Linked DNA regions of Homo sapiens: regions 2 and 3 are each linked to region 1. The links are chromatin contacts, found by Hi-C or POLR2A ChIA-PET in ENCODE. All regions are on one chromosome and are shown on one strand. Each heading gives the region's core, a stretch centred on a gene start or an enhancer-like site at or near the end of the contact. The rest is flanking DNA. Distances are from core to core; before and after follow the strand shown.

The links. Hi-C counts contacts between places; a loop is a spot of excess contacts on that map. ChIA-PET counts read pairs that join two places held with the same protein, here RNA polymerase II (POLR2A). Pooled maps may share reads with other maps.
Region 2: a loop to region 1 is called in a pooled map, with 3 times the contacts of the local background. The contact joins two enhancer-like sites. A Hi-C loop is called at or near these places in 3 of 37 single-sample maps with no recorded cell type and 2 of 50 pooled maps. POLR2A ChIA-PET finds 5 or more read pairs at or near these places in 1 of 52 experiments (OCI-LY7).
Region 3: a map with no recorded cell type shows a loop between it and region 1 (4-fold over the local background). The contact joins two enhancer-like sites. A Hi-C loop is called at or near these places in 1 of 168 maps with a recorded cell type or tissue (OCI-LY7), 1 of 37 single-sample maps with no recorded cell type and 1 of 50 pooled maps. POLR2A ChIA-PET finds 5 or more read pairs at or near these places in 1 of 52 experiments (OCI-LY7).

The regions. Positions count from the first base shown.
Region 1 is chr7:70,414,079-70,417,304 of GRCh38, reverse strand. The region is part of intron 4 of AUTS2 (activator of transcription and developmental regulator AUTS2); the gene reads right to left. Among named protein-coding and RNA genes, the nearest start is that of GALNT17, 720 kb to the left of the region's middle. RefSeq lists enhancers at 1-466, 467-1,072, 1,511-1,620. Within about 2 kb of position 1,455, at least 2 of the 41 ENCODE cell types and tissues checked have a DNase peak (open chromatin) inside an H3K27ac peak, as active enhancers do; they include OCI-LY7, where a contact is called at or near this core.
Region 2 is chr7:70,775,340-70,778,461 of GRCh38, reverse strand. AUTS2 (activator of transcription and developmental regulator AUTS2) reads right to left here. Exons shown (of 19, transcript NM_015570.4): 13 at 3,076-3,105; 14 at 1,288-1,359. Among named protein-coding and RNA genes, the nearest start is that of GALNT17, 360 kb to the left of the region's middle. Within about 2 kb of position 1,566, at least 5 of the 41 ENCODE cell types and tissues checked have a DNase peak (open chromatin) inside an H3K27ac peak, as active enhancers do.
Region 3 is chr7:70,807,830-70,810,697 of GRCh38, reverse strand. No RefSeq gene overlaps it. Among named protein-coding and RNA genes, the nearest start is that of GALNT17, 320 kb to the left of the region's middle. Within about 2 kb of position 1,602, at least 2 of the 41 ENCODE cell types and tissues checked have a DNase peak (open chromatin) inside an H3K27ac peak, as active enhancers do; they include OCI-LY7, where a contact is called at or near this core.

The DNA of each region.
Region 1 (3,226 bases), core at 206-2,705:
ATAGTCACATTGCAAAATGGTTTTCCTCTCCCGCTGCCTCTGCCTCCATCTGCTGCTGGGCTAAAGGCACAGCCGGCTGCCTGCCTGTCACAGCATGTATTAAAATTAGCTGGGGAGGAGGCACTCAGTTGTGCTAATTACATTTTAATCATTGGAAATGTGTTGGCAAATCAAGCCTTGATTGCCATCTCGGAGTCTGTCTCCTCCAGCAGAGTGGAGGGGCTGTCTGCATTCGGCAGGGCCTGCTGGGCTTTCTCCTTTCACAGAAGATAGACTGGGGGCCCTGCTGGCCCACCACTGAGACCGCTTTGGCACATTATTAAAAAGCCACAAGGCTTGTTTCAAATCATCCCTGTGTGAGACCCGCTCATTCTCACTTCCCTGGGCATTCCAGCAACTTGGTACTTTTAACTAGAGCTTTAGTGGGCTGCTGTACCTTGCAGGCTCAGAGTGTGTGTGTCAGAGGAGGGGAGCAGGGGTGCAGGAGGCTGCAATCATGTCTTCCCAGCACCTGGGAATCAAGACAGGGCCTGCTGACATAAGGCAGTGTCCCTTGGGAGTGGACCGTGACCGCAGCAGGCGCTGCGTCGGCAGGGCTGTGGTAGCAGCTGGGATGAGGTTGTAGGCGAGAGAACATATTTTGTGGGCCGCTGTGGGTTGCCGGACAGGTTCATAGGGCTGAAGATCATTGCTTCTTCCCGGAGTTAGGGAACTGAATTAAGCTCTGTGTTCCAAGAGGCAGGAAAATCCAAGGACAGCCTCTTTTCAAGCAGGCAATGCCTGCTACTGTGGCCAGGTGCCACAAGCCAAGAGGAGAGAGAGAGCATTGAGCTTGGGCAAGGCCCATTCAAAAGAGCCCACCGAAAGCAAGCTGCCTGTTCTCACCAAAATAGGCTGAGTGTGCAGTCATTCACATTAGGGGTGCTCACTAGTGGGGGACTTCCTGTTTCCTGGGGGCCTGTTACACACTGGACAAAGAGAGTCCAGATAATATAAAATATGAAACAAATTTATTTCCAAAGTGTGATGGGTTGTTGTAGTTATGCTATTGAAGGCATAGACTATTGAAGGTTTAATTATATGTCATCAGGCTGGAAAATGACAAATTGCACATATCTTCCTTTGTAAAAACTTGCTCCTGTACCAAAAATTATAGATTGTATTACAGCATCTAAGAGAAAATCTGAGTGAGAAAAAAACACACCTGCATGCCAGCACAAACTAAAACCTTACAATAACATATGAAGGAGCCAGCCAGGGACAAAAGATCCACAGAGCCACTGTTACCACAGAACCACTCTTGAGTGGCAAAGAAGGGCTTCTCTCTCACACGTAGGGTTCAAGGAAAAGAGGATTTCAAAGTCAAGCTTCAGAGAGGTCTGCAAATATCAGGGAAGAACTCAGCTGTCGGCGCTGTGTGAGGAGAATGACACTCATTTCTGGACTGGTTAACGTCTGTGTGTGCGTGCACACAAATGCCCCAAGAGCCTTACAAATGGTCTGGTCCAACCCACACAAGGCTTGTTTTTCCCTGTTACCGTTGACTTGCTCTCCCCGTAACTCTGAGACAGCCACAATATAGATGTCTCTCCACCCAAAACAGAAGAGAGAAAGAGAAAGTGGCAGAGATGTTGGGGTTGCTGTGATCTTGTTACAACTTATCAAGTGGAGGCCACTTACGGTAGCCACTTGGTAGACAAACACTACAGATCACCAGATCTTAAACAACGATGTACCAGGACACTTTTTTTTTGTCTGCATGAGTAGAACTAATTTAAAATACTGTATGTGTTTTTCCTATTTCAATGACTTCAGATGGTCTAGTTTCAATTTCATGAAAAAATGAAAATCTTAAGTCTAATATCACCACTGTATACATGAATACTTCCTCAAACTATGCAATATGCTTACACATGTATTCCATCAGCTCATGCTTCAGACTGTGCTGTTAGGCAAGCAGGGCAGGCAGTCTGACTATATTTTCCAGTTGACATAATGAAAAAATCAGAGAGGGGCATGACTTGGCCAAGGCTCTACGGCTAGTGGTGCAGCACCAGGACTACAGCCTAGGCTGCCCCCAACCTTCATTTCATCTTTGTCATGAAGGCATTATCATCGGGGAATGGGACAAAGACCTACGAAGGCCAGAGAAAGGCTATGAGAATGCCTGAGGTGGGGCTCTTTGAGAATTGGCAGGTTAGGTGAGCAGACCTCTCTCGAAGGAGTTGACACTCACCTCTGAGGGAATGGGTGAGTACCCTGGGGAATAAACTATTTACTCTGTGTTAATATGCTGTCATAAAATGATGACATCAACCCAGTCCCAAACAGTGAGCTCTTTGCTCCCAAACTGAAGCCCACCAACTTTGGATCCACTGCACTGGGAGACTTGTTACCCTCTGTTCCAGGCTGTAAAGAAATCAGACAGTCCAGGAAGCTTATTAAGTAAACTAAAGACAAACTGTAACTCGTGCTTTGAGCCCTGGAGATTCACCCCAGCAGCCACTGGGGCTAAGCTATACATTTTTTCCCCTAAATAGATCCTCTCATGCAGTCTAAGCCTGAGACGGCGATGGGACCTCAGTAACTGACAGGCCTTTTCGGTGTGTGTCAGGCAACATATTTTACCACCCCCTTTCCAATGCCATATTCTCTCTTTCTAGGCAGTGAGCAGAATCCTCTTTCTCACCTCTGAGAGTCTCATAATTGTCTCCCCACTGCTAAACGTCTCTCCTGACATCACGTTCTGGAGGCCTGTCAGATGAATGCAGGCTTAATATGTCTGATACCCAGTTTGTGACCAACCTGCAAATGCCTCCTGCCTCCCAGTTCTAAGCGACACAGAGCTGACTGAGTATCTGTGCCCAGATCACCCATGTAAAAAAATTCCAATTCTGCCAGTCCCACTGCTGATTATCCCTGATAGGAGAAGGTCACTAATTGTATGTTCATCGCTACAAAAGCTTTGCTGGTGCTTTGATTAAAATGTCTCTCCTCATTCAGTCCTTGGAAGAGCATCACAAGTAATTCACCGCCTGTGGACCCATTACTCTACATGATGGGCCAATGAACTTAGCTTTAGGGAGCATTGGGGAAAGGAAAGGTAACAGGCGCTGACAGCCTACTAGGTGCTGGGCAAATTCTTCCATGCTATCGTACTCAACCTTTAACCCTACAAGGTAGGTAGAATTATTCTCTTATTAATAAACATGGGAAGATTTCAGAA
Region 2 (3,122 bases), core at 317-2,816, 360 kb before region 1:
AATCACGTAACCCTTTTAAAAACATGTCTCTTCTGTGATGAAGAGCTCTATCTATCTCCTGGCTCATTGGTCTCCTGTATTTCTTTCATGAGAACTCCCAAATGCTGTTAGGACTAAAAGCTTGTTCATGAAGAAATGGATTAAGTGAAGCTTATTGGAGTTACTTGATTGCTTGTTTGCTCCCATTTTTGCAGGCATCGTAACATAGCCTATAAATACCCAGACTGTAAAATACAGACTTGTCAGTTACTTTGTTCCCTAAGCCAAGCGCTGATGCTGTATCCAGGGACTTGCAGAAGTTCTTGATCTCTCCCCTACTGAGTCATAAAGGCTCTAGCAGAACATGGAATATGTTCATCCCTATGATGAAAATATAGACAAAAAGGAAAAATCGTCTTTGGACAGCGAGGTAACTAGCCAGAACGTGGCTCCTGCAAGTACTGACTGTATTCCAATCCCTGGCACTGACCATCAGGAGGACCAATGACAGTTCAGCGGCATCATCTTCATATAGGGCACACATGACTCTACCATTTTCCCACAGCCATAAAATGAAAAGAATGCACCAGTCACTATTTTTACAAAAACCCAAACCCAACATTCATTTGTAGCTCTTCCCAGATGCAGAGTATTTTCTGTATTCTAATTCTTGGTCACTATAATTTTATTTCCAAAAGCTTTATTTTAGCATTTAATCCATATTCAAGACCTTTGGATCAATAAAATGACAAAATTATAAAGGGAACAAAACCCTGGGGCATTATCAGTTTGCTTTTGTTTTGTAATTTCACTAGTGGTTTCCCTAATTAACAGTAAGATTTCTGAGCTGGCTGCTGTGACTTGCACTGTAATCCCAGCTACTTGGGAGGCTCAGGTGGGAGAACTGCTTGGGGCCAGGAGTCTGAGACCAGCCTGGGCAACACAGTGAGACCCCTATCTATCTCTACAAAAACAACAATCAAGAAATTAGCCAAGTATGGTGGTATATGCCTAAAGTCCCAGCTGCTTGGGAGACTGAGGTGGGAGGATCACATGAGCCCAGGAATTCAAGGCTGTGGTGAGCTATGATTGTCCCCTTGTACTCCAGCCTGGGCAACAGAGTGAGACCCTGACTCTAGGAAAAAATAAGTAAGACTTCTGAGTAGCTTTTCCAAGAGAGGCTTGATCCTTCCTAACTATGGGTCTGTAAAATGTGTTTTAAATGCCTCCTTCATCAGGTTCTCCCGAGCACGTCACACACTCACATGTGCATCCCATTCTTCCCTACACCACGAAGGTCGGACTGACCTTGACTTTCTGTTGGTGGTGGTAAATCTGCCAGGCGATGTGAACATGCATAGCACACCACTTCCCTGGTTTCTGGAACAAGAAAGAGCAACGTGGTTAGGAGGAAGACATTTCAGAGAAAACCACCTTCAATTTCCCCAAAGCTTTCAGCAGATTTTGGCTGCAGAGGCTTTTTTCGTGAAACAAGAGTGCTTTGTACTCTCCAAGTGCCTTCCATCAGTAGCTCTCCAGCGCCCAGTCATAAGGGAGTCACAGCCAGCTCCCCCTCTCTCCCCACGTGGGTTTGCTACTCAGAAAACCACATTGACAAGGGCCTCCCCGGTTACCAAGGACAAGACGGCAAAAGCCTGAATCCCACTCTGTGCCTCTTCTCTTTCTTTTCTGCTGCCAGCTGGCAGACCTGGTAGAGTGGGAAGCCCTACTTAACAAATGTTGCCATGCTATAATGCAAATCAGCTGTTCAGAAGAGCTCATTAGTGAATGTCTGTGAGTCAAATCAAAATAAGAGAGGGTACAGAACCTGTCCTAACCTCCCCCAAGACCGTGGTGGTTTTTATTTTAACCCCCAAAGTGGTACAAAGAAATTCACATTTTGATTGAAGCCCAGTTACCGTAAATGCTAAGAGTCAACTACCCATTCGTGTTGGTGGGCGCTGTTCCTAAGTTTAAAGAAAGAAACAAAGAGAAGAATATTCCTTCCTTCCTGTTCTCTATCTAGGCCTCTGCAGATCTCAAGTCCATCCTCCACCCTCTGGGGTTGAATTTGAATCCACATCTCCCCAATTATTTCATGTCTTGCTTTATAAGGAGTGGAGTGCTGTGAGTGTATTCTCTTCTACCAGTCAGCGGGCAGGGACCACCTTTTCACTTCATTTCTGCTAAGTAATCTACCCATAAGCTCGGCGTGCGCGCTCAGTGACTACTGGACAGATGAGAAGAAAACACAGCCTCATTCTACATCGGCGAAGAACAGAAGCTTCTGGTTTCTACAGTATGGAGTTAGTTCCGAAAATATATACTTAAATGCAAGTCTGGGTCAGTTCTCTTCTCTTGCAATGAAATTATGGGTAGTTTGAAATCACAAATAATATACTGCCTCACCTAAGTGATGACACAATTCTCCTTTTTCCCCTGGAGAAATCAAATTATCTGATTATGTGCCCTAGAAATGAGTTATGCATAGCAAGAAATCTGCTGTCCATCCATCTTCTGTCCAACAATTCATCATGTCTGTCTTACCCCCAACCACCAGGATTCATTTAGAGGTCATCACACTGGCCAGTCTCCAGACCTCGAGAACAATTTGCTTTAAGCAAGATGTTAACAAACCAGATGCTTATAGTACCTCCTTCCTGCACCTTAAAAGGAGGTCAAACGGCTATGGCAAGTCAATGTCACTTACTACAGAAAGAGGGAGCCACCAGCCAAAATAAATGGACCCAGCTACATATTTTCTAAGTGCAAGAGAGACTAACTTCAGCCTATAGCTTCAGTCTTTCCCCTTAAGTTCCAACTAGTCAAACCTTTTACCAGAACTGCTAACAAGAGATCGGACTCGTTGACTTTTCTCTGTTGTAGAGATAAAAAAAAAAAGCCAATGGCCTCCAACGGTCAAAGCAAAACAGTTTAGGCCATTTTCAATCACACTATCTGAAAAACCCAATCACCGTCATTCCAATGTCTTATTCCAACATTTCTATGGCTTATTTCCTTGTAATAGACTTGTATTTTTAACCCACAGGGAGTCAAATAGAGGTTGCAAAACAGTTCTATAAGAAGCTTTCTTACCCTTAACATAGGTCTGAAAGGATCTGTCAACTGTGAAGAGAAAATGA
Region 3 (2,868 bases), core at 353-2,852, 390 kb before region 1:
TACCTTGGTTATGAATTAAACAGCTCAACATAGGCCGGGCATGGTGGCTCATGCCTGTAATCCCAGCACTTTGGGAAGCCGAGGTGGAAGGATTGCTTGAGCCCAGGAGTTCAAGACCAGCCTGGGCAACAGGCAAAACCCCATCTCTACAAAAAAAAAAAAAAAAAAAAAAAAAAAATGTTAGCCAGGCATTGTGGCATGCACCTGTAGTCTCAGCCACTCAGGAGGCTGAGGTGGGAGAATCACCTGAGCCCAGGAAGTTGAGGCTGCAGTGAGCTGTGATCACGCTACTGCACTCCAGCCTGGGCAACAGAGTGAGACTTTGTCTTAAAAAAAATAATAATAATAAGCTTGACATTGTAAAGATGTCAATTCTCCCTAAATAAATTTATAGATTCAATGAAATTTCAATCAAAATCCCAGCGGGCTGTTTTCTTTCTTTTTTTTTTTTAATAGGAGTTACCAAGCTGCATCTCAAATCTTTCCATTTCATCTACATTTTCAAATCTGCAGAAAGCAAATATAATATCCTTTTATTATCTGAGGTGGAGTACCTCTTTTCATTCCTGATATTGGTAATTTGTTCTCTCTCAGTCTCTTTCTCAATTACTGTCACCTGGGAGTGCTGTCAATTTAATTAGTGTTGGCAAAGAAAAAAGAGTCGGCTTTGTTTATCCTTTTCATGGTATGCTTGTAGTCTCCTGGAAGAATTTCAATACAGAACTTTTTTGCAATATATTTGTAGGAATAATATAATTCACCCATATACCCTTCACCTAGATTTGACACTCATTAAGATTTTGAGACATATCTTTCTGTGTATTTGTGTGTACACATATAGACTTTTTTTTCTTTACCATTTGAGATAACTTGTGGACAACACGACACTTCACCACGTGTGGCATAATAAAATATATATATTTGATCTCTGCCTCTGGTTTCTGACACAGAGCTCCTTGTAATTTCCTGAGTGATAGTGGTGCTAGGGGCATCTTTTGTTCAAACATTTGTTCTTTGATCTGGTTCCTGACACAGAGCTCCTAAAACCCTCATAATTTCCTGTGTGATGGAGGTGATAGTAACATCCTAACACAGAGCTCCTAAATCCATTTGAATTTCCTGGGTAAACAGGAAACACCCGGCTAATTTTTGTAATTTTAGTAGAGACGGGTTTCGCCATGTTGGCCAGGCTGGTCTCAAACTCCTGACCTCAGGTGATCTGCCTGCCTTCCTCCGCCTCCCAAAGTGCTGGGATTACAGGCGTGAGCCACTGCGCCTGGCCCGTCTAGACAATTTTGGGGGGAATATTTTTCCACCAGCTGAAATGTTTTATTTCTTGCTTCGGTTTACTTCTAGTCACCTGCATGCATTAGGATCTGCTGTTTTATTTGTAACAATGCAATGACAGTGGTGTGCAAATGGGTGAAGGTTTGGAATGGCGACTGTGTTTCTTGGTTCAAAAAAATGCTCTCTTCTGTTGGTAAAGTTCACTTTTACAAAATAACAGTGCTGTTATTTTTGTAGGGGGAAGCGTTTTCGTGGCCTCTGTTTTTGTGATTTGCTTTTGTTTCTGTGGACCTTTCATTTCTCGTTTCATTTTTTTCCTTTGCCACCAAGTCTCTAAGGGACCCCTCCCTATCTTACTTCCTCTTTCTCCCCGAGAAGCAATGATTCCCTGAGGCCACCACCTCCTCTCCTACGTGCTCTAAGTCCCTTCCCTTTGATTCTCTCTTAGCCAGGAATACAAGCCCTGTCCTCAGCTCTCAAGAACAGAAAAACTGTGGGTTTTCTTTTTTCTTTTTTTTTTTTTTTTTTTTTTTTTGAGACGGAGTCTCGCTCTGTCGCCCAGGCTGGAGTGCAGTGGCGCAATCTTGGCTCATTGCAAGCTCCGCGTCCCGGGTTCACGCCATTCTCCTGCCTTAGCCCCCCGAGTAGCTGGGACTACAGGCGCCCACCACCACGCCCGGCTAATTTTTTGTATTTTTAGTAGAGACGGGGTTTCACTGTGTTAACCAGGATGGTCTCGATCTCCTGACCTTGTGATCCGCCCGCCTCTGCCTCCCAAAGTGCTGGGACTACAGGCGTGAGCCCCCGCGCCCGGCCAAAACTGTGGTTTTCTTTTAGATTTTTTGTTAACAACTAAAGCTTCCTTATGACTAAAAGCCATACACCAGGAAAACCCCTTAACCCTCATTCCAACTTTTGAAAGTTCTCTAGAATTTGCCTTCTTCCTTCTCCAGTGTCTAGGTTTTAAGGCTCCTTCCCTTCCTCCCTCCCTTCCTCCCTCCCTCCCTCCCTTCCTCCCTTCCTTCGAGTCAGGTCTCTCTGTGTTGCCCAGGCTGGAGTTCAGTGGCACGATCACAGCTGACCGTAACCATGGATCGTGGGAGGGAGCAATCTTCCCACCTCAGCCTCCTGAGTAGCTAGGACTACAGGCAGGCACCACAACACCTGACTATTTTTTAAAAAAAATTTTTGCAGAGATGAGGTCTTGCTACATTCCCCAGGCTCGTCTCCAACTTGTAGTCCTAAGCAATCCTTCTGCCTCAGCCTCCCGAAGTGCCGGGATTACAGGTGTGAGCCACCACACCCAGCCCTCTTCTTCCTCTTGTTTGCTTTCTTTTAATTTTGCCCAGAATTTATAGTTATTATCTGTGAAATGAAAGAGAAGAGAGAAAAAACAGTAACAAATAATTAGGTAATTATTGCTAAGTGTCATTGATATCCTAGGAAAATATATTAAGAAGCTGTGGGTGATGAACCGACAATTAAAAGCCGTGTGTGAAATTCCCAGGGCCCCCCAGGGAACTTACAAAGGTTCTCACATGCTGTGGCAAGAGGGCGCCAAAAGCTGAAGACCAGGCTCAA